Regions from separate parts of the Mus musculus genome. Here region 1 is linked to region 2. Evidence: chromatin loops called from intact Hi-C (ENCODE). Cell type or tissue: left cerebral cortex. All regions are shown on one strand. Each heading gives the region's core, and the rest is flanking DNA. Links, peaks and the distances in the headings are about the cores only.

Region 1 (10,382 bases), core at 1,884-6,883, 50 kb after region 2:
GGCGCTCACTGTCTCTTATGAAGAAACTTTGCAAATCTTTCCTTCCCTGAAAGTCAAACTGCAAGTTCCATGAGGACTTACCAGGGGTGGCACCTAGTAGGGCCCCAGTAAACATCTGTTAAGTGTCTGACCTTGAGTGGCTTGGATACCATTAAGATGACAGTTTTAAGGACGTTCTCAGTGAGACTTTTCTCTTGGGCTAACCTCCCCAGCAGACAAGGCCAGCTTCTCCTAGGATCTGGGCACCCAGGACACCCTGGGGAGAGCATGGGCTGAGCTGTCAGGCAGGTCCCTGAGGAGGACTCCTGTGCCCTCAATACCCTTCACTTCACAAAGCCAGCTCTAGCCGGGGCAAGCCCAGGAGAGTGGCCAAACAGAAAATGTAGGCGTGTGGTTTGAGATCTGAAAGTACCACCTACTGCCCCGATGGGGGAGGAGAAGTGGACTCCTGCCCTCTCCTGGGCCCCACATCATCCTCAGGCCCCAGAGGGAAAGGAAAAGTGAAAGTCATCGATGTAGATAAATTGTGCCATACTCAGCTTAGTGAGAACTACCTACCCCACCCTGCCTTGCTCACAAGCCTACCTAAAAATCAAGAAATAGTCAGTACAAAGCTCTTCAGCCTTTAGGCCAGGGGTTCTCAGCCTTCCTAATACTGCAACGCTTTAATACAATTCCTCATGTCGTGGTGATCCCCCAACCATAAAATTAGTTTCATTACAACTTCATAACTGTCATTTTGCTACTGTTATGAATCATAATGTAAATATCTGAGTTTTCTGATGGTCCTTGGCAACCCCTGTGAAAGAGTTGTTTTGACCCCCAAATAATCATGACCTGTAGGTTGGGAATCTCTGCTTTAGGTTTTAGACATAGAATCTTCCTGAAGCTAGTTTCTTGGGTTTTTGTTTGTTTGTTTGTTTGTTTGTTTGTTTTAGGAAACAGTCTGTTTTAAGGGCTAGAGATGTTGCTCAGGTGGTCTAGAGGGCTCACCCAGTGCATACAAGTTTCAGTTTTTAGCACCATATAAAACAGGGTGTGGTGATGTAAACCTGTAGTCCCAGCAAGTGGGAAAGGGAGGAGGTTTTGAGGTCAAAGGCTATGTAAAGAGTTTGGCACCAACCTGGGCTGCCTGAAAAGTCACTGAAAGGAAAAGGAGGAGAAAGAAAACGGTTCATTTTAGCATTCGGTTAAAATCAAAGCCAGGGCCCAGAGTCTGTATGGCTCTAAACCCACCATTTTAAACTCTTCCAACTGGGCTGGAGGGAGTACAACTCCTTCCGGCTACTGATCACAGCCTCCTAAAGAGGAAGCAAGGGAGCCCTCAAAAAGCAGCGCCTTCTGAAGGAGAGAGGGTGGGTGGAGGGGGGGGAGAGAGGGTGGGTGGAGGGGGGAAGAGAGAGAGGGAGAAAGAGAGAGAGAGCCTTGTGAGATCTCAAGTGCCCTGTGATAGCCCTGTGAGATCTCAAGTGCCCTGTGATAGCCCTGTGAGATCTCAAGTGTCCTGTGATAGCCCTGTGAGATCTCAAGTGTCCTGTGATAGCCCTGTGAGATCTCAAGTGTCCTGTGATAGCCCTGTGAGATCTCAAGTGTCCTGTGATAGCCCTGTGAGATCTCAAGTGTCCTGTGATAGCCCTGTGAGATCTCAAGCGTTCAGGAGGCGAGGAATCCCCCAACCTCCCCAGGCCTGGGAAACGGAGACAAAGATTCATCTCCACTTTGCAGACAAAACAACATCACCTCCTGTACTCTGTTCCTCAGCATTTGCCACCGAGTCACAGTGATCTGGGCAAAAGCCAGCCACTGTTGACCGAGAAACTGAGAACCGTGGGGATTTCGGGGGAGAGCAGAGGAGGTGCTGGATAGCATTTTCCCTTCTTGGTTTACGAGAAGCTGTACGTGAGTGTTCAAGTCATCTGAGACTCAGCAGCTCAAACACAGAACTAAGGACGGTTGGCCAGTACCATCGAGCAAGGTTGCCCTGGCAAATCACTGTTTAAAAAAGTTAGGAGTGTGCTTGTGTGTGTGTGTGTGTGTGTGTGTGTGTGCGCACGAGCACCCGTGCATGTGAATACAGGTGCCTGTGAAAGTCTGAAGAAGGTGTCAGATCCCCTGGAACTGGAGTTACAGACAGTTGTGAGCAGCCAGATATGGGTGCTAGGAAGTATCCAGAAGTATCAACATCCCTCCAGACAAATCCCGGGTTAGTTTAGTTTGCTTTTTCTCCTTTGCTCCACAAGGATCTGGGAGGGGCCTGAAGAGGTCCGTGAGGTAGAGGCAGTTTTCGTCCTTTCCTGACGTTATCTTAGAATCAGCATTCTTTCTGAGGAGAAGCCAGTGGATTCCAATCCCGCCCGGTCTGTGACAGGAAGTGACCTTCTCTGCCTGTTTCTGAAGGACACCGAGAGAGCACAGACTCCTGAAGCAGCAAGCCCTTTTGCTTATGGAAAAGCTTGGGTAATGCTGTCACTGTGGCAAGCCAGGGCTGAGGGAAACTGCTCGATAATCTGGCCTCCGTCTAATCCCTCCTGAAAGAGCTGTGTTAGGCCTCAAATGGCTTCTCCAGGCTAGTGATCCCCTCTACTTCTGGGATCGTTTCCAAACGTCACAAGAGGCTGAAAAGGAAGCAAGTTATCTTCATCCAAAGGAAAAATACGACTGGTTGGCTACAGGCCCTCTACTCTATGGACCGGTCTAGAGGAACAGGTGCTTTTAGAACCAGACCTTTAGGCCTGGGGAAACATGGTTCTTGGAGGGCTGCAGAGCAGGCCAAGAACCAGTCTGTGCTACAACCATTTCTCCATAAATTGGTACTTGGAGACCCTGGCCTAAAGAGGCCATTACAGATAGTTGCACTGAGTCTGCATGGGAAAGGCCTCCACAGTGTCTTGGCACCACCCTGCCATGACAAGGGTAAGCCTGTGGGAAGACATCAGTGAGAGGATGGGGAGCTAGGAGAACTAGTTAGAGGCTCTGAGGGTAGGAGTGGGGATGGCTCAGCTGCCTGCTACCCTTCAGTCCTGAGAGAATCAGAAATGGATGCCTGGGTATGTACTGGAAGGCTAGCCCTCTGCTCTTTTCTCCCCCATCAGCCACACACACTCCCACCACCCTGGGCAGAAGACCCTAGGGCCACACCCAGGACAGTGCTAACCACACCACTGGAGCACTCCTCTGGGGACCCAGACTCTGGGGACCCAGGGTAACAATGGACTTTTGTTTCTCAGCCTATAAAGGAAGCCCTTCTATGGGTGTCACAGTGTAATCCTAGGTATAGTCTCCAAGTTCATGGTGTCCTAGGTATACACTTTCCAAGTTCATGGTGTTTGAACACATTTCCTGGATTGAGTAACCCAGGCTGGCTTAGAATTCCCTATGTAGTCAAAGATCCAAAGATGACCAGGAACTCTCTGTCCTCTTGCATCTACCTCCCAAGCACGGGGATCGCAGGCGTTTACCACCGCATCCACTTAAGCACTTCTCCTTATAAGGCTGATTGATAAAAGCTGTGTCAAAGGTCCAAGGCCACTGCAGAGAAGAGCTTATCATCTTACAAGACCTCACGTTGGAAAGAGTCATTGGCCCAGAAGCAGTGACCCCTATGCCACGATCATGCACCTAGGAACTCCACTGAGATGGTCCAGCCCCAACCAGAAGGCACCATGGTAACGGGAGGAAAGAGAGATGCTTGCTACACCACACTTCTGTCTGCGTTTACCATCTCATCTGAGGCCAACGACACTGGAGCCCTTCCCTGAGCTGTACCCTGGCTCTGTAAGCCACTTCCTGTTTCTTTTTCTAGGTTATAAATGCTAGATTTAGTGTGAGTCACTCAGTCAAGAGGTCCAGAGTCTGAGGCTGCCTCTTGGGGAAGGCAGTGGAGGTGGGGACTGGGTAGGCCGACACATAAGAAAACACACACACACACACACACACACACACACACACACACACACACACACACTACCTATAGGAATGCTGTGGCTTGGTTCTCAGAGGTCCTTGGACAAATATACTTTTTGAAGAATTCTTTTGCTCACCTCCCTGGAAACATTGCTTTGCAAGGGGCCAGCCCTAACTGATCATCAGGCAACAGTTGGGAGTCCAGTACAGATGTAGACAAGAGGCCATTCAAAAGCATTATCTTCGAATAACTATGCTTCAGTCTCAAAACAAGGAGGAAACCACAGGTCAGACATGAGCCAGCGTTCATCAACCTGGTGCACGCGAAGGAACAGCTCTTACACAGTTCTATGGCTTCTGTTACAATTTCTCAGTTCTTGCTGATTTCGCTATGCTAATGCTCTGCCGAGACACTAAACGCCAAAGGACAAGACACTGGGAGATTTGGTCAAAGCCAATGTACCAAGTCAACCCTGGGATGCTATTTTCACCTTTTAGTTCTATTCCCTGGAGTCTGTCCCCACCCGTGCCCCCAAATCAAACTTGTCTTTTAAGCTAGGACAGTTTGGTGACCTTGCATTCAGAGGTGATTTGGGGCACAGAGCTTGGGGCTGGATCCTGGAAAAGGTGGCCCATTTTGCACACGACACTTGTTCTGCAGGAAGAATTAGAAGGGGGTAAGGGAAACAGAGTTGAATGCAGTAACTTGGTGGCTGTTCTGAAAGGAGTCAGGCATATGAGTCCTACTGTCTGTTGTCTAGTGACAACCCTTCTGAGATCAGAAACAGGCACACTGCATCTGTGCAGAGGAGCCATGACTTCCCATGCAATCTATAGAAAAAAGACACAAACAACGTGCCATCCTCCTAATTGTTAAAGACGCAGAGAAAGGAATTTGCAGACACTATTAAATCCTTATCTTATGCCCCATTGACTCAGGGGTGTTTGTTTTAACAGTTAGCCTATCCCAGCTGATGGAGGATCAAAGTCCTTAAAAGGTCATAGGTTTTACCCATTATTTGGAATATATCCAGAAAATGATGCTGGTTGCTGCCATACAATAATATCAACGAAACACCATCCCCTAGACAAATAGGCAATATTATTCTCCAACAATAGAAGATTCAGGAAATAAATTATAACTTTGCATTTAGTATTATTGAAATGTATTTACTGAGGTAAAAAAACAAAAACAAAAAAAACAAAAAAAAAAAACAAAAAACAAACAAACAAAAAAAAACATGATGCAGAGTTACTTGAAGAAGAGGGGGGAAAATGGAAGGCATATTTCTGTCACTGTGGTGAAACACAGGCTAAACACTCCCTGAGGGAGGAGAGCCTTTACTTGACTTACACTTGCAACCAGTCCATCTCGGGAAGAAAGTCAGAGCATGGGCTCAAGGCAAGATTGCTGCTTCCTGTCTTATTACCAGACTTCAAGATTGGACTTGCTATCCCTGGTGTGGGTAAGTGATGCGCCTCTGGGTTCAATCCCACCATCATAAGCTAAACGTCTGCTTTCTAGTCTCAGCTAGGAATCGCCCTCCTGCCTGTGTTGCTCAGGGCTCAGTTCCATTGACAAAATGCTCCGGCTCTAAGGGAGGAAGTGTCTCTTCACCACAGTGGTTTCCAGAATTTTCTGAGAGTTGCTAGACCTCAGAACTTTCCTTTCTTTGGGATCCCATTTTGGATGACTTTGGAAAGTTCTGCCACAGGTTCCCCTGTCCCTTCAGGACAGCTGAAGATGAAGACCATGTCTCCACCATAGCAGAGTGGGAAGGCACAGCCTAACTCCAGGACTCCAAGCAGATATCATCAGTGTCATCACAAAACAATATGAGAGCCTGAAGCCCCAGGGCCTGACATGCAAGATCAGAGTCTCCACCGTTCTCTCCAAGGTCACTTGCAACAATGTTTCGGGTTTATGTTTTGCCTTCTAAACACCTAGTCCTGACAAAATTAAATTGAAATTCCATCTTTTCCCCTACCCTATTCACTCCCTACCCTTCTCAGCATATCCTTTTGTGGAGGGACAAACCACAGAGGTTTCCTGTCAGAAGGGTTCTTTGCTGTTTTACCAGGAGACCGGATAGCGACTGTAAGTTCATGTGTAGCATGGCAGAACTATTTTAATCAAGCTTGCTGTGTTTTCAGCAAACCACATGTTCCAAAATTAAAACAAAACAAAACACTGTAAGGACAAAGGGTCTCACTTTCCAAGAGGGAGGTCTGGAAAGCCACACTAGCCAGAGGGTCTCTGCAGCCAATGAGAAACTAAGTTAGGCCCAGCTGAACCTTCTGAGAGGGCCTCCAATGATGAAACCTTCATCATTCTCCTCCCCTTATAGGCTGGGGAAATAGCCCACCCTGTAGAGTGCTTGCCTAGCACGCACAAAGCCTTGGGTTTGATTCCCAGCATTGCGTAATACCAAGAGCAGCAGCTTAATGTCTATAAGCCCAGCACTCAAAGGCAGAGACAGGAAGATCAGAAATTCAAGGTCAGCCTTAGCTACTTGGCTACTAGTGAAGTCCAGGCCAGTCTGAATTACATGAGATAATGTCTTAAAGGCAACACACACACACACACACACACACACACACACACACACACCTATACATAGATTCTTATGGTAAGCTTAATTTATAAACTTGGAGCTATAAGAGATTAACTAATTGTAAAATAGAGCAACATATTGGTCTTGCTATGACAGCTCGTAACTCAGATGGCTGCTAAATGACTAACAGGAAAGTATACCTTTGGCTTCAGACCATATAAAGGGATACCTAACGCATGTAGGTGGGGTGGGTGATTATTATATAATCCAAATGTTACAGGCTCTACTCATCGACACATCCAGACTCATGTTAGTGCTGACCGTAGGGTCCTTGTCACAACCTTCTCAGGATCTCAGCCTTTTGAGGATTTCTCTTCTCTGTGTGGAACCCAACACAGAATAGAGAGGAACTAAACACACAGGCTTTGCAGTAAGAGTGCTGTGTGTCATTGAGCAAGTCACTTGCTTACTCTGAGTCTCAGCTTCCTATAAACCTGGTTCCTTCTTTGTAAAACAGTCTTAAGAATCTGGTAAAAATTGGTGAGAATTAAGTGAGAAAATTCAAGCAACACCTTCACCCTCAAAGACTTAGTATTCCAGGGCGTGCACGCAGTTCCCACCCTGAAACACCTGCTATGAGATGGTTCCCTTTCCTTTCTCCTTGACTCTGGTATCTGAAGCTGCTTGGCCAACAGACCTTAGATAAGAGACAGACCCACAAAGGCTCCCTACTCTAAGCTTCAAGAAACTATCAGAGTCTAGTTTCTGTCCTATTCCTGGAACCAGATACTATGCCATGAGGAGACCAGTGACCCAGAAACCTGGAAAGTTCAAGTCCTCCACTGACATAAAGATAGTCTTTCAACATGACTTCAGCAGCAGCCACCACCTGACTACAGGAAAAAAGGTTGGAAATGATATGAGTATAAAGTCTAAAAAAAAAAATTAAGAATTTCAAAGCAACCGAGCATTAATCCGTAGCAGCTGGGTTGTGAGTGACTGTACAGCCATATATCCACAAAGCTGGTACTGAGTCACAGCTTGACTCTTGTGTCATGGCTACTACATATTATTTGCTTGAGTCTTGTCCTGCCACCCTCATCCTGGTAACTGCGCAATTTCAATCTGAAGACCCACCTCCATAAAGATGACTTAAATGGGTTCAACACCAGTCTATGGTTCCAGAGGTGGGCATATGATCTGTCCTGACCAATAAGAGCACTGCCTTCTCCTGGCTCTACTTGGTTCTTGGATGGGTGCTATATGAGAACCAAGGCTCTGAATGTTGCTGCAGGAACGGTACTGATGGCTGGAGCAGCAAAGTTGACAAGAAGCAGGCTTAGAGTCCTGAGAACACCAACTGGGGAAGTGTCCCTGAGGTAAAGCTGGTGCTGGTGAAGGAAGCTGAGATGATGGGTTGTCAGAGCACAGCCCTGCCAGCATCATTCAAACATGCAATCAGGTCAGCCCAGTGGCCTTTGCTGATTGTTTTTTTCCTTCCTTCCTTCCTTCCTTCCTTCCTTCCTTCCTTCCTTCCTTCCTTCCTTCCTTCCTTCCTCTGTTTATTCCTCTCACACTTCCTTCTTCCTCTTCCTTCCTTTCTTCCTCTTCTTCTTTCCTTCCTCCTTCCCTCCCTTTTTACCTTCCCCCTCCCTTTGCCCATCCCTCTCTCTCATCCTTTCTTCCTCCCCTTCCTTCCTTCCTTCCTTCCTTTCTTCCTTCTCTTCCTTCTTACTTCCTTCTTCCACCCCTACTAGGTATGAACGAATAGAGTTTCTGCTTGGGCTCAGCTAGTTTCTGCTGGGTCTCTGCCACTTGAAATCAAGAAGGAGCCAACTAATGGGCTTTGGGCTTAATGGATATATATCTTTCAGTCTGAGTACTAGACTGCCAACCTTGACAGGGTCCAGTGTTTGTTTCTCTCACTCTCCTTTGCCCAGTTCCATCTGACTGGAGAACCAAGGCAAGAAACAAAATAGCTCAGAGAGACTTCTGCCTGCTGAGTTATTAAAAGCAAGACTTTAGCAGCATGTTAAGAATTTACCTCTTATTTGTGCTCTTTGGTATGTATGTAGAGGGAGTCAAGAGTGTAAGGCCATTTTGCCTAGGGATTTAGAATAAACATCTTTTCTTCTTGTAATATGAAAGAATAGCAATATAATGCCTTGTTTATGGGATTTAAAAAGATTTGACGCAGGACAGTTTACCCTTCTAGACTCCAGGAGGACCTGCTACATAAAACTATCTCTGCAGAGGTGCCAGCCCCTCACATGAACAGCTTTGCAGGTGACACTGGCCTCCGCCTACTGGTTTACCTGCTGGCCAGTCTAGAGCTCACTCTGACTGACCTAACCCACAGCTCTCCCTGCCTCCTGTCACCACTATCTCATCTGGAACCTGAGCAAACATCTCAGATCACCGGCTCTACTGCCAACGGCTAGTATTATCCCTCTCTAGAATACACAAGCAGGAAAAACAAATCTTTATACCTCCAGGCTGGCCAGCATCTGGAAAGGCCAGTCAACCTGGTGACCCCATCAGAGCCATTCTTAACTTCTGACCAGAGCAAAACTAATCTGTACTCTGCCCTTCTCCTAGGCCCTGTGCTGTGGTGTCGCCCACACCACCCTTCCATTCCTTTGCCCAGGCTATTCTGCCCAGAGTCCCCCATTCCGTCCTACCTAACACACATCCTTCTCAGAATCCTTTTTTGCCTGTTTTGAAACTAGATCTCTCCAAGGACAGGACCCGCTTCCACACCTCACAGTCCTCAGATGGAAAGTTCCAGGCTTTTGCGTTGCATCTGTCCTGCAGTCCTCTTAGAAAAAGGTGAGTTTTTAATGTAGGTCTCAGTCAACATTCTATCCTTCAGTCTGCTCACCTCCTCAACTCAAAGTCACCTTGTTTCCTCTGTATTTCAGCCATGCCTACATCCTGTGTGTTCTCAAAACTCAGAACTGAAATATTGAACTCCAAAATCCTATGTTCTGTAGTCATACAGTGAATGTTTTGAACAATTCCACTTTCCCTTTGAATTCACGCATTTAGGTCTGTGGGCTTGGGTCATTGAGAGCACATGGTTCCTCGGCTCAGTCTCTAGTACCACAAACACTTAAACAGAACAACAAACAACAAATACCTGCTGGGTTCACACATGCGCCAGGCACAGCCAGGCTAAGCCTTGGAAGCTCTGTTATCTTCTGGAAATAGAAGGATGTTTCCATCGGTTGTTGCTGCTGCATAGACACATTTCTAAACTTTGTGACGCCAAGCAGTAAAATGGTATTTAGCCTGAAAGTTGACTGTCAGGCTTTGGGTCAGGGATGGCTGGACAGTTGGCTGCTTTGGGTAACAGTTGGGTTCGTTCTCTCGGCTGTAGTAGGTTGGTAAGTGAGCCACAGGGAAGGGTCCACAGTCCACACAGCCCTCACCTAAGTGTCCCTCCACATGGCTGACCGCTGCGGAGAGCTTGTGCCTTCTCCCATGGTGGTCTCAAGGTAGCCAGATTTGTTACATGGCAGCAGGTTTCCAAGAGTAAATTGGAACTTAACAAACTTTTAAAAAGATGGATCCAGGGCTGGTGGGATGGCTTAATGGGAAAAATACTTGCCATGCGAGCCTGACAACCCAAATTCAACCCCTGTAACTGTGTAACAAAAGCTGAGACTGTGTTCTGTGTCTACAGTCCCAGCACACCTGGGTCAGCACGGGAATGAAAACAGGAGGCTTACCCAGAAGCTTGCAGGGAAGCCAGCCAGGACAGAGTGCATGGTAGGGCAGAGACAGAGAGAGGTCTGCCTCAAAACAAGTTAGGAAGGGAAAAATTACTCCCAAAAATTGTCCTTGACCCCAACACATGTAGTGTAGCATGATGTACCCACATGTGCACACAAAAATACGCCATATATACATATAGATATATAT
Region 2 (10,382 bases), core at 1,776-6,775:
GCATAAAGGAGAGAGATACTCAGGCTGAGGCAAAGGGAAAGGGGCCTCTTAAGGCACGGGCAGTGTTTCTAAGGGCGGTGAACAGTCTCCTTAGAGATGTGTTGACAGGCTCCTAGCCTTAGCTGTCTATCCTATCCAGGCTTTCTTTGCTGTTAGGGTCACCTATTCCCCATCTCCACTGGGATGACTACAGCCACAGGGAGAAGCCCCAGCTGCAGAGAAAGCCAGAGAAAGCCAGAGAAACCTGGCTGATCTTCTCTCCTGGTACCAAGGCAGAAGAGGGAACCGTTCTCCTTCAAATGACCTTTGTGAGGTTAAGTCCTTTTTTTTTTTTTTTTTTTTTTTTTTTTTTGATTTTAGAGACAGGGTTTCTCTGTGTAGCCCTGGCTGTCCTGGAACTCACTTTATAGACCAGGCTGGCCTCGAACTCAGAGATCCGCCTGCCTCTGCCTCCCGAGTGCTGGGATTAAAGGCGTGCGCCAAGTCCTGTATGTTTGGGCATCTGTGCTTCCTAATTCGCTCAGGCTCCAAAAGGACTCAGTTCCCCCAATGCCCCTGCATTCTGGTCCTGGGGCCAGTGTTCCTTTTCTGCAAGGCTCTAATTGTACCAACAGTGATGATGTCTGAATACATAGCGCATTATCAGCAAGAAGCGCCCCTAGCTTATACAGCCTGCTTTCCCCCTGGAATGGAGTTCTGTTTAATCCAGACAATGTGTTTGGAACTGAAATATGATTGTTCATTGTTGAAAATTAGAAAGCCCAGGCTGTCCCCTTCCTCTGGAGTTTCTTTACCTGCCCCTCATACTGTAACAATGTCAACCTTCTCATTATTTATTCTTTGGTTATTAAAACCAAGACAAGGATCTGTGATCCCTACCACCACCAAGGGAACTGTATTGGCTCAGGACCCCCAAGACCAAGTTCTCAGCCCAAAGGAGATTTATTTGCCTCAGAGGGACAAAGGGCAGAGAATAAGAGACAAAGACAGGAGATAGAGGATGATAGAGAAGGGGAAGGGAACAGGGGTGGGGGGGGAGATATTTGTCTCGTAGTGGGACAAAGGACTGTGTCTGGATAGAGAGGAGACCGATGTGGTCAGTAGGTGAATGGCAGTTTATACAGGTACAAGGGAAAAACCCATGTAAGGTGAGATGTTTAATTTTAATTGGGCATGTTAATTAGGTGAGCCAAGGGGGGGCTTTGGTTGCTGGACTTGAATACTTTGATAGTTGGACATTTGTAGTTAGCTCAGGAGGAGGAAGTGGCCGGATAAGGGGATAGACCTTGGTGGCCAGTTTAAGAATATAATCTAACGGTTTAGCAATGCTGAAGGACAAAGCCCACTAGAGCCGTGTTTGCCATGCTGGGCTGGCTCGAGTCCCTTTACCCCCTCCCCCAAGCACAGTATGATAATGTTTTGCTTTAAAAAAATATATGGGCACCTCTAATAAAGTAGATAACTGGTTCAATTAGCACGACTTAAAAAACCCAATATCAAATCCCACTGGATGAACCCACAATATGAAATCGCAAAGGTTTGGATTAACCAATGTTTGAACACCCAGGTTAGGTATTCCTTTAGAAATTTAATGGAAAAAAAATCACAATTGAAGATAATTGTTCACATCTGCTTGGCGATGCTTCTATTTGAAAGGACAATGTGAAATTATGAGCTACAATAGCTTTCAGTTATAATGACAACTGAGATGGGAAAATCTGAGCCAATGAAAGGCGCCTACTTGGAGAAGGTATTCTCTACACAAAGACTCAAGGTAAAGTGCGTTGTTGGCAGATCCTGTTTCCTTCTTTTGATTATTTGGCCTTCGCCCAGGTGCGGTGGGAGGAACAGATGTTCTGACTCTCGTGAGACAATGATTCCCTTCATTGTGTTTGACTGTCCCGTTACCACTCATCCTGATTGTGAGGCTGTCTGTGGCGCCCACAAACACACAGGGAGGGACCAGGAGACCTTGAGAGAAGTACAAAGGAACCCATCCCCCAAGCTCCCACTATCCCCAACAAGATCACATTTTCACATCCTTGATGCTTGGAGACGAGTCTCCACTCAGCTGCTGATGCTAACCAAAGGCTGGCCTGTTGTCCTAGGTCCAACCCAGGGACTGAGAAGGTTGACAGCACAATCAGAAGCAAGGCACTGTAGAACAACCTGGAAAAAAAGTAAAAGAGAGAGGGGAATATATATATACACATGACAAGCTGAGAATGTTATGAGTTCATTTTCGGTCTTACTGTGTAGCCCAGGCTAGCCCCAAACTTGCAATCCTCCTGCCTCAGCCGCCTTTGTGCCAGGATTACCAGTGGATGCTACCACATCTGGATTAGATTCTAATGAAAGGCTAATGAGGTCTAATTAAAGAGGACAGATGCTCAGTCTGTCATAAGTGTTAGAAGATAGTAGTCAGAGATCCTTGCTGAGGGGGAATCTCAGCTTTTGATGTTAAAGGTCTATGGTGAGAATATTTGTTACTAGAATTTTGGGTCTCTCTGGAGGAGACACTAAGCTGGAGGTCTGAATGTAGAAACCAGGCTTGCTTGTTACGCAGGGTGGGACAGAACCTGCTGGTTGCTTATCAAGTTCCATTCTCTCCTCGTCCCTTGGTGACATGACCCAGATTGTTAGCATGGCAATATGCTCAGCTGGAAGATTTGGCAGTCATGTTGGTTGCTTGAGGCACCCAACCAGGATGGTGTGAAAAAGATATTCTGGGGCAAATCTTCTGAGAGGACTCTGTAAGAAGGGATTGACTGTGTCCACACCTGTTGCCTTTTCAGAAAGATGAATGGAGTAGCTATAACTCTAGCTGTCATATTGTGCCAGGAAATTACTTGGAAGGAGGAAGTCCTTAGGATGGAGGAAGAAAAGACTCTGAGGGAGCCAGAGCTTCCATTGTTGGACCACCGTCTCTTCCTCACTTGGGAAGACTTTAAGGAATGCAAAGCTGTGTCTGTTTTGTTTATTTGTTTAAGAGAAGAAAACTGAGAGGTAAAGGTTAGTTTCAGTGACCAAACATAGTTTATGAGCTAAAGCCTAAAAAGGCACCAAAGCCTTGTGTACTATGGTGTCATGTAAGCACTGGGCATAAACAAAAAGCGAAAAGAAGCTCTCTGACCTCTGATTTGTATTTATTTGTTCGTGTACAGTGAGAAGAAATTTCTTTTGAGAAATCCAAAGGCTTGGTAGACCTCAGGTAGGGGTGGAGATAGTGCCTGGACAGATCAACAAAGATCCAATGTGTGTGTGTGTGTGTGTGTCTATGTCTGTCTCTGTGTGTGTCTGTGTGTCTCTGTGTGTGTGTCTCTATGTGTATGTGTGTGTGTGTGTGTGTGTGTCTGTGTCTGTCTGTGTGTGTGTCTGTGTGTCTCTCTGTGTGTGTGTGTGTCTCTATGTGTATGTGTGTGTGTCCCACCAACTGAGCTGCCTCTCTTCCCCTCATTCCCAGTCTCTTTTTGAGATAGGATTTAACAGTGTAGCCTACCTCAACTTCACTACCATCATCCTCCTGCCTTAACCCCAGAGGCCTGGGATCACCACGTCTGGTTTCTTTTTCATCTTAGTCTACCGAGCTCCCAGGGTTTGTCCCTAGGTTGTTGATCTCAAGATGACTGCAGAGGACACAGTGATTTGTATTTATTTGTTCGGGTACAGTGAGAAGAAACTTCCCCAGAAGTCCCTGGCAGAGCGTCTTAGCCAGGGTAGGTAGATTGTCTTTGACATGTGACAAAACTTCATCTGGGAAGACACTCCCCACACATCTCACCTCAGAGAGGGAACGGAGAACAGAACAGAGGATGGGTACTATCAGAATCCAACATGGCCTTACTGGAGTCACGTACAGAAATCTGGATGAGGGTTACTGATAGCAGCAGAACTCAAAGTCAGTACATCACTACGGCCCGCCCTAGCATGTGTGACAGCTCACAAAGCTGGGAACCTGGAGTTCCCAGTGTACTGCACAGCCTGCAGGCAGCCCAACGGGACGGGGCAGGGGGTGTCCTTTCCAGGTGTCCCAGTCAGCTAGGACCCTGAGGGCTTTTGTGAACCTGAAAGAAAGGAGAACGAGGGCCGGGAGCATGTGGAGGATCAAGACTGCACCGCTTCTACTGGACTGGATTTACAGTCCTGGTTCTGGACCCCGCTGAACAGGAATTCTCTTTGTATGTGTGCATTTCGGTGCGGGGGTAGTGTTAAGATGTCAGGAAGTGGAGCTAGGGGATGGCTCAATGGGCTAAGAGCTTGTGCAAGCATGCAGACCTGTGTTTGGATCTCCAGGGCCCTTGCATGGGTGTGGTGGCAGTGTGTATTTATAACCCCAGCTGGGGAGGGACAGAGATTTGTGTGTCCTGGGGGACTCAGTGGTCAGCCAGTCTAGCTGGAATGGCAAGCCCCAGGACTATTGAGAGACTTTGTCTCAAAAAATGTGAGGGGCTGGAGGGATGGCTCAGTGGTTACAAGCCCTGGTTGCTCGTTCAGAGGACCTGGATTAGATTCCTAAAACCCACACAGCAGCTCACAACTGTCTGTGACTCCAGTCCCAGGGGACCTGGTGCTCTCTTCTGATTGCTGCAGGCACTGGCACACATGTGGTGCATGTGCATACAGGCAGACAAGACACTCATTCATAGAAAATAAAAATAAATAAAATTAAAAAAAAAAGTCGAGGAACAAAGGAAGACACCCGTTGTTCACCAGTAGCCTCCACCTGTGAGTGGACAGGCTTGGAGGCACACAGGCAGACACACAGACACACAGACACACACACACACACAGGCACGACTCAGCTAACAATATACATGTCAAATTATGTCACACTTGGTGCTTGCTCTGCTGTGGCCAGGCCTGGCCGGGCAGTCCAAGCTGTGAGCTTCCGAACAGTGTAGTCGCGGCCACCATGCCCGTTCAGCTATTTCCCTCACTTACCTCAGATGACACAGTGAAAGATGAAGGGTGTGGTGACAGTGGCCCACCATCAGCCCTCTTACACTTGCTTTGATCCTGGAAATCCCACAGCCCAGGTGAATCAGAGCCTGTCGTTTAGCTGATGTAATGACCAGGAGTGGCTTCTTTAACATTTTCGGAGCCTTGTTTCCACATCTGTGAAATGGGAAGGCTCATAACATGTTGTTTAAACTGGCATTTAAGGTTTTTATTTATAATTATCTCCCTATGGCTGGGATGAGGAGTCAGTGTGATGATACAGGTAAAATGTTGGCTACAATCCTGCTGCCGTGGCAACTCAATGTTAACTAAGGAGGAGAGGGAAGACCTTTTTACTTTTTACCTCATTCAGTCCTGCAAAACTGGGTTTCCTTCTGAAATCACCCTCAGGGACGATCCACCAGCTCCCCCAGAGTCCCAGAAGAAGACATGGAGCTTTTGGTGTAAGACAAGGACAGGTTCCACAAAGGTATTTCAACACCAGGATTACGCAAGTGCAGAAAATGACAACAAGACTCTAAGGATGTCTGTGTGGGTACAAAAAGGTTCCCCCGTCTTGGGGTTTCACAGGTTTTCTTTCTGTGGACATCTCCTCCACCTGTAGAGCCACAGAGAAGACATTACCTCCATCCTAAAACGAGGTAAACAGAGGCACAAAACGTTTCCATATTTGTGTGCATCTTCTTCCCTCCTCTCCAAAGGGAAACAAGTAATTATAGAGCTAGAGACAGAACCCCTGGCCCAAGAGCCGAGAAACTGGGGCGCTTGCTACAAACTTCAGTGGAAGGCCCATGCAAGACATCGCAGGGAGTTGTGACTGTCCTTTGTATGCACTGTGCACTCTCTAGTCAGTGCCTCCAGGAATTCGGACTTTGTAGATAAAGCCCTGGATTAGAAAAAACAAAAACAAAAAACTCTCTACTCTAACCTCTGTCCGGCTAAGTCTGCTGTGCACCCTTGAGTCACTTACCCTAAGACAGTACTTGAGAAACCCGGGAAGAGTTGAGCAATACCTATGGTTGTCATTCTTGACTGTGAATTCCCCCCACCTCTCTCTGTGATGATGTATGTATGCGGCACATGTACGTGCTAGTATGTACTAATGCATGTGTGTATGTGTTTGCAACAAGCCTGTGGAAACCAGAGGTAGATATTAAATGTCTTTTCTTGATCATTCTCTCTCTCTCACTTCTCTCTCTCTAAGACTTTGAGTCTCTCACTGAATCTGAAGGTCATCAATTTAGCAAGTCTGGCTAACCAGGGACTTACCTGTGCCCTCTTTGCACCTTAGCCCTGATGTTTAAGCAGCCTTTACTCACAGGTTTTCTGTGGGTTCTTATATCGAGACTCAGGGCCTCAAGCTCACATTGCAGTGCTTACAAGGTCCCAGCCTTTGGACCGACTGACCCACTGTCCAGAGACCTCAGTGGCAGGGAGGATGGGACCTGTGATGGGAGCTGTGCTCTGGCCCTTCACTGCTTGCTGCATATGCCTGGTGAGAGGCAGGGCAGAGGCCGTGGAACATGTGTTGCTATGGTTGGGGAGCAGGAAACCAAATCGACGGGCAAGTGGGGACTGATACTCTTTATTCAGCTCAGTGACAGCCTGGCTGGCACAGGGCAGAGAAGGGTGCTTTTCTCTTTTTCTTGCTTCATGATTTGACTGGAATATCTCTTCTTCAGTCCCTGACCTAGAGCTACATCAGCAGAGATTCTGGGTCTCGGAAGGAACTTGGATACCGAAGGAACTGAAGTAAGGGGATGGTTTTCCTGGGTCTTAAACTTACAGCTGGCAGATTGATAAATATCTCTTTCATCTATCTATCTATCTATCTATCTATCTATCTATCTATCTATCTATCTATCTATCTATCTTCAATCAATCATCTATATCTATTATCTATCTTTCATCTATTTATCTGTTTATCTTCTATCACCTATCTTTATATCTATCTATAATCTATATATCTATCTTTCTTCTATCTATCATTTATCATTTGTCATCTAACTTCTATCATTTATCTATCAATCATCTATCTATCTATCATCTATCTTTCTAACTTCTATCATCTATCTTTCTAACTTCTATTTATCTATCTTTCTATCATCTATCTATCATCTATCTTTCTATTATCTATCTATCTATCTATCTATCTATCTATCTATCTATCTATCCATCCATTCACTTACCCACCACTGGTTCTGTTCTCTTGAGAATCTTAATACAGAAAGAAAACCCCCAGGAGTTAACCTTTGCCCTTGACATCCTGAGTAGTCAAGACACACGATTTGATGTGTAGAGACTCCATTCATTCTAGAAAGAAGAGAGGCGATAAGTTAGGATCCCAGAACAAGCCAAGTACAATGTAAGCCCCACTACTCAAGAAAAAAATTCAAAGGCATGAGGAGATGGCACAGTGGGAGACATGCTTTTTATACAAGCATGAGGATCTGACTTCAGCTCCCAAACCCCCATAAAAACCAGGATGTTTCTGAGGCAAAGGGTAGGAGGGATACGTGTGGGAGTGGAAAAGAGAAGGAGGGAGGGGGAGGAGAGGAAGGAGGGAAGCTGAGATCAGGATGTAAACAACTAACTAAACAAACAAATAAACAAACAAACAACAACAGCAAGCTGGATGTTATGGTTTGAACTTGTAATGCCAGCACTGGAGGGGTGGGGTACTGGGGACTTGGTACCCAGCCAGTCTAACCAAAGCAGCAAGCTCCAGGTTCAATAAGAGTCCTTATTGGATGGTGGATTGCAATAGAGGATATTGATCTCTGGCCTCCGTATGTGCACATATGGGTGTATCCCCCCCCAACACAGGCAGGCAGGCACACGTGCATGCCAGCGCACACACACACACACACACACACACACACCCCAACTACAGTGAAGGAAAGAATTTCAGTTTCGAGACTGATGAGTTTGTACCTGATTCCAGTGTGCTCTGGACCAATGAGATGCATCCTTTCCACCAGGCTAGACCATGTGGAGTAAAACCACATATAATATGGCTGTTGGCAATGGTCAGTGGTCATGTCAGAAATGTCCCAGACATGGCCCTTACAGCCTCCTTTAGAGACAAGTAATTCACTACCATAAGAACCAGATCTCTAGGCCTGGGGCCCTGGCTGGTTGGTGACAGCCTGGGTGAACATAGCTTAGTCCTATTGCTTAGAAGGTATCTATGGTGGTTTGAATGAGAGTGCCCCCTCCCCCAATAGGCTCATATATTTGAACACTTGGTCTTCAGTTGGTGGAACTATTTGGGAAGGATTAGGAGGCGTGGCCTTGTTGAAGGAGCTGTGTCACTAGGGGTGGGCTTTGAGGTTTAAAAACTTCTGCCATTCCCGTTCCCAGTTAGCTCTGCCTGTCTGCTTCCTCGTTGTGGATCAGATGTAAGCTCTCAGCTTTTGCTCCAGTGCCATGCCTGCAGGCTTGTTGCCCTGCTTCACTCCATAATGGTCATGGATGCCCCCTCTAAAATTGTAAGCAAGCTCCCAAATAAATGCTTTCTTTTACAAGTTGTCTTGGACATGGTGTCTCCTCGCAGCAGTAGAACAGTAACTAAGGTAATATCCTGGAGGATATTACTCTTAGAAGTAGCAAGTTTGAGAGGTGCCAAGGAAGAGTTCCTCAGAGCTGGGCCTCCCAAACTTAGAGCTTCCTTCTCAGTGACATCCAAACTTGAGAAAACTAGAATACAATGAAAACCATAAATGAAATGCTCATTACCATAAACCATAAATGAAATACTTGCCAGGAAGTGGTAGGATTCTTTCTGTTACCACAATGCTACCATTTGCTGCTACTTCAAGTAAGTGATGAGTGGGTTTCAGTTTTAAAATAAATAAGCCAGCCGGCCACTGACCCTTCACTAAATTGCCTGTTGTCACCGTCCTTAATCACTGCCTGGTAGGCATATCATTCCATTCTGAAAACCTGTTGTCAGCAGCCGGCAGCAGCTTGTGCTGTTCTTGCTTAAATTTGTCTCCTAATGGATGGTTTGACTGCGGCTTTTTGCGATTTTTTCTTTGACTAGTAAGTCACAGCAACTCAGGACTGAAAAAGCATGTGAACTTTACAGCTTATGTATCTTCCTGGGAACAGAGGACTCTGACAGGGGACACATACAATGTAGACCTACCTTCAGAATTATTTTAATTTCAATTTAAATAATTTTTAATTAAACATTTTTTAACAAGATTAACTTTAATGGTAGTTTTGTTTTGTTTTAGATTGGAAGTATGTGTTTGGGTGAAGGAGGACAAGAAAATTACCTGTGTGGCCGGCCTGCTGGAGGTCACTGCCCTGCAGTCTCCCAAGTCGAAAACATGCTCGCAGCAGTCCCTGCTCATGGGGGCATGCTGCCTTTTTCACATCTAGCCAAGAAGACACAGCTGTGGCAAAGAGGCTCTGAGCGGGCAGTTTCAGTGGTCCCCTAGGCAGCAGGGACATCTGACATAACTCTGTAGCTTGAAGACACTTCTCAGGCTGGCCACACTTTATACCTTTCACTTTGGTTTAGAATTCCTTAAGGTTTGTCTCAAATGTCTTTAACAGCCTGCAGGACTCCCAAGGCTTCATCAGACTCGTCATGCCCTAGACTACTCCACACAGAGGATCAGAAGAAGCTTGTGTGTGTGTGTGTGTGTGTGTGTGTGTGTGTGTATGTGTGTGTGTGTAAGTGCGTGTGCGGCATAGGCACCTTTCTACCCACTAAGCCATCTTCCTGACCATTTTTTTTTTTAAATCTAAAACTCACAAACCTATTCTAGTTTGTGAATATCTATCTAGATAGTATATGGAATCATATAGTCCACTAGTCCTGCTCCCTTTTGTGCTGCAATAACACAATATCACAGACTGGGCTATTTATAAAGAACCAAAATCACTTGGCAGGATTCCCAGAACCTACTTAAGGATGGAAAGGGAGAGAGAACTGATTCCGCAAAGTTGTCCCCAAACTTCCTCATATGCACCCACATATAGATGACATGCACACACACACACACACACACACACACACACACACACACACACACACACGCACGCGCGCGCACACGCGCACTTGCACACACACACACATGCACATGCACGCACACACGCGCGCGCACGTTCACGCATACACACACGCACACACACACACACACACACACATTTTAAGAATCCATTTGTCTCCTGGACTGTACTGAGATGTACAGGTTGCGTAGGCTGCAGCCCTTTAGGGCCTTCTGCTGCATCATCACACATCTCAAGTCCTCATGGAACAAGAGAGCAGACCTAACGCAGCAGTGATCACGGGAATTGTCTGTTAAAGGTTCTCGTGAAGTCCCTTGTTAACGTCCTTTTTAACACCTCCTTCTTTTGTCTGTTTTTTTTTTTTTTTTTTTTTTTTTTTTTTGAGAGAGAGAGTCTTA

What was found. A loop is a pair of places that touch in the nucleus more often than their neighbours do. Peaks named below come from ENCODE experiments on the same cell type or tissue, not always from the same donor. Only the 100,000 strongest peaks of a DNase experiment are listed, where the experiment ranks them.
Region 1: a loop joins it to region 2, with 2.0 times the contacts of the local background. A loop is called at or near these places in 7 of 42 quality-filtered maps.

Annotation. Positions count from the first base shown.
Region 1 is chr12:69,512,932-69,523,313 of GRCm38, forward strand. No RefSeq gene overlaps it. Among named protein-coding and RNA genes, the nearest start is that of Gm31512, 21 kb to the left of the region's middle. In left cerebral cortex, for the core only: no CTCF peak of the experiment used is centred there; a DNase peak (open chromatin) is centred at 3,777.
Region 2 is chr12:69,463,246-69,473,627 of GRCm38, forward strand. It overlaps 5830428M24Rik (RIKEN cDNA 5830428M24 gene), which reads right to left. Exons shown (of 5, transcript NR_038060.1): 3 at 7,149-7,272; 4 at 4,942-5,115; 5 at 1,542-2,169. Among named protein-coding and RNA genes, the nearest start is that of Gm40434, 6.6 kb to the left of the region's middle. In left cerebral cortex, for the core only: no CTCF peak of the experiment used is centred there; no DNase peak of the experiment used is centred there.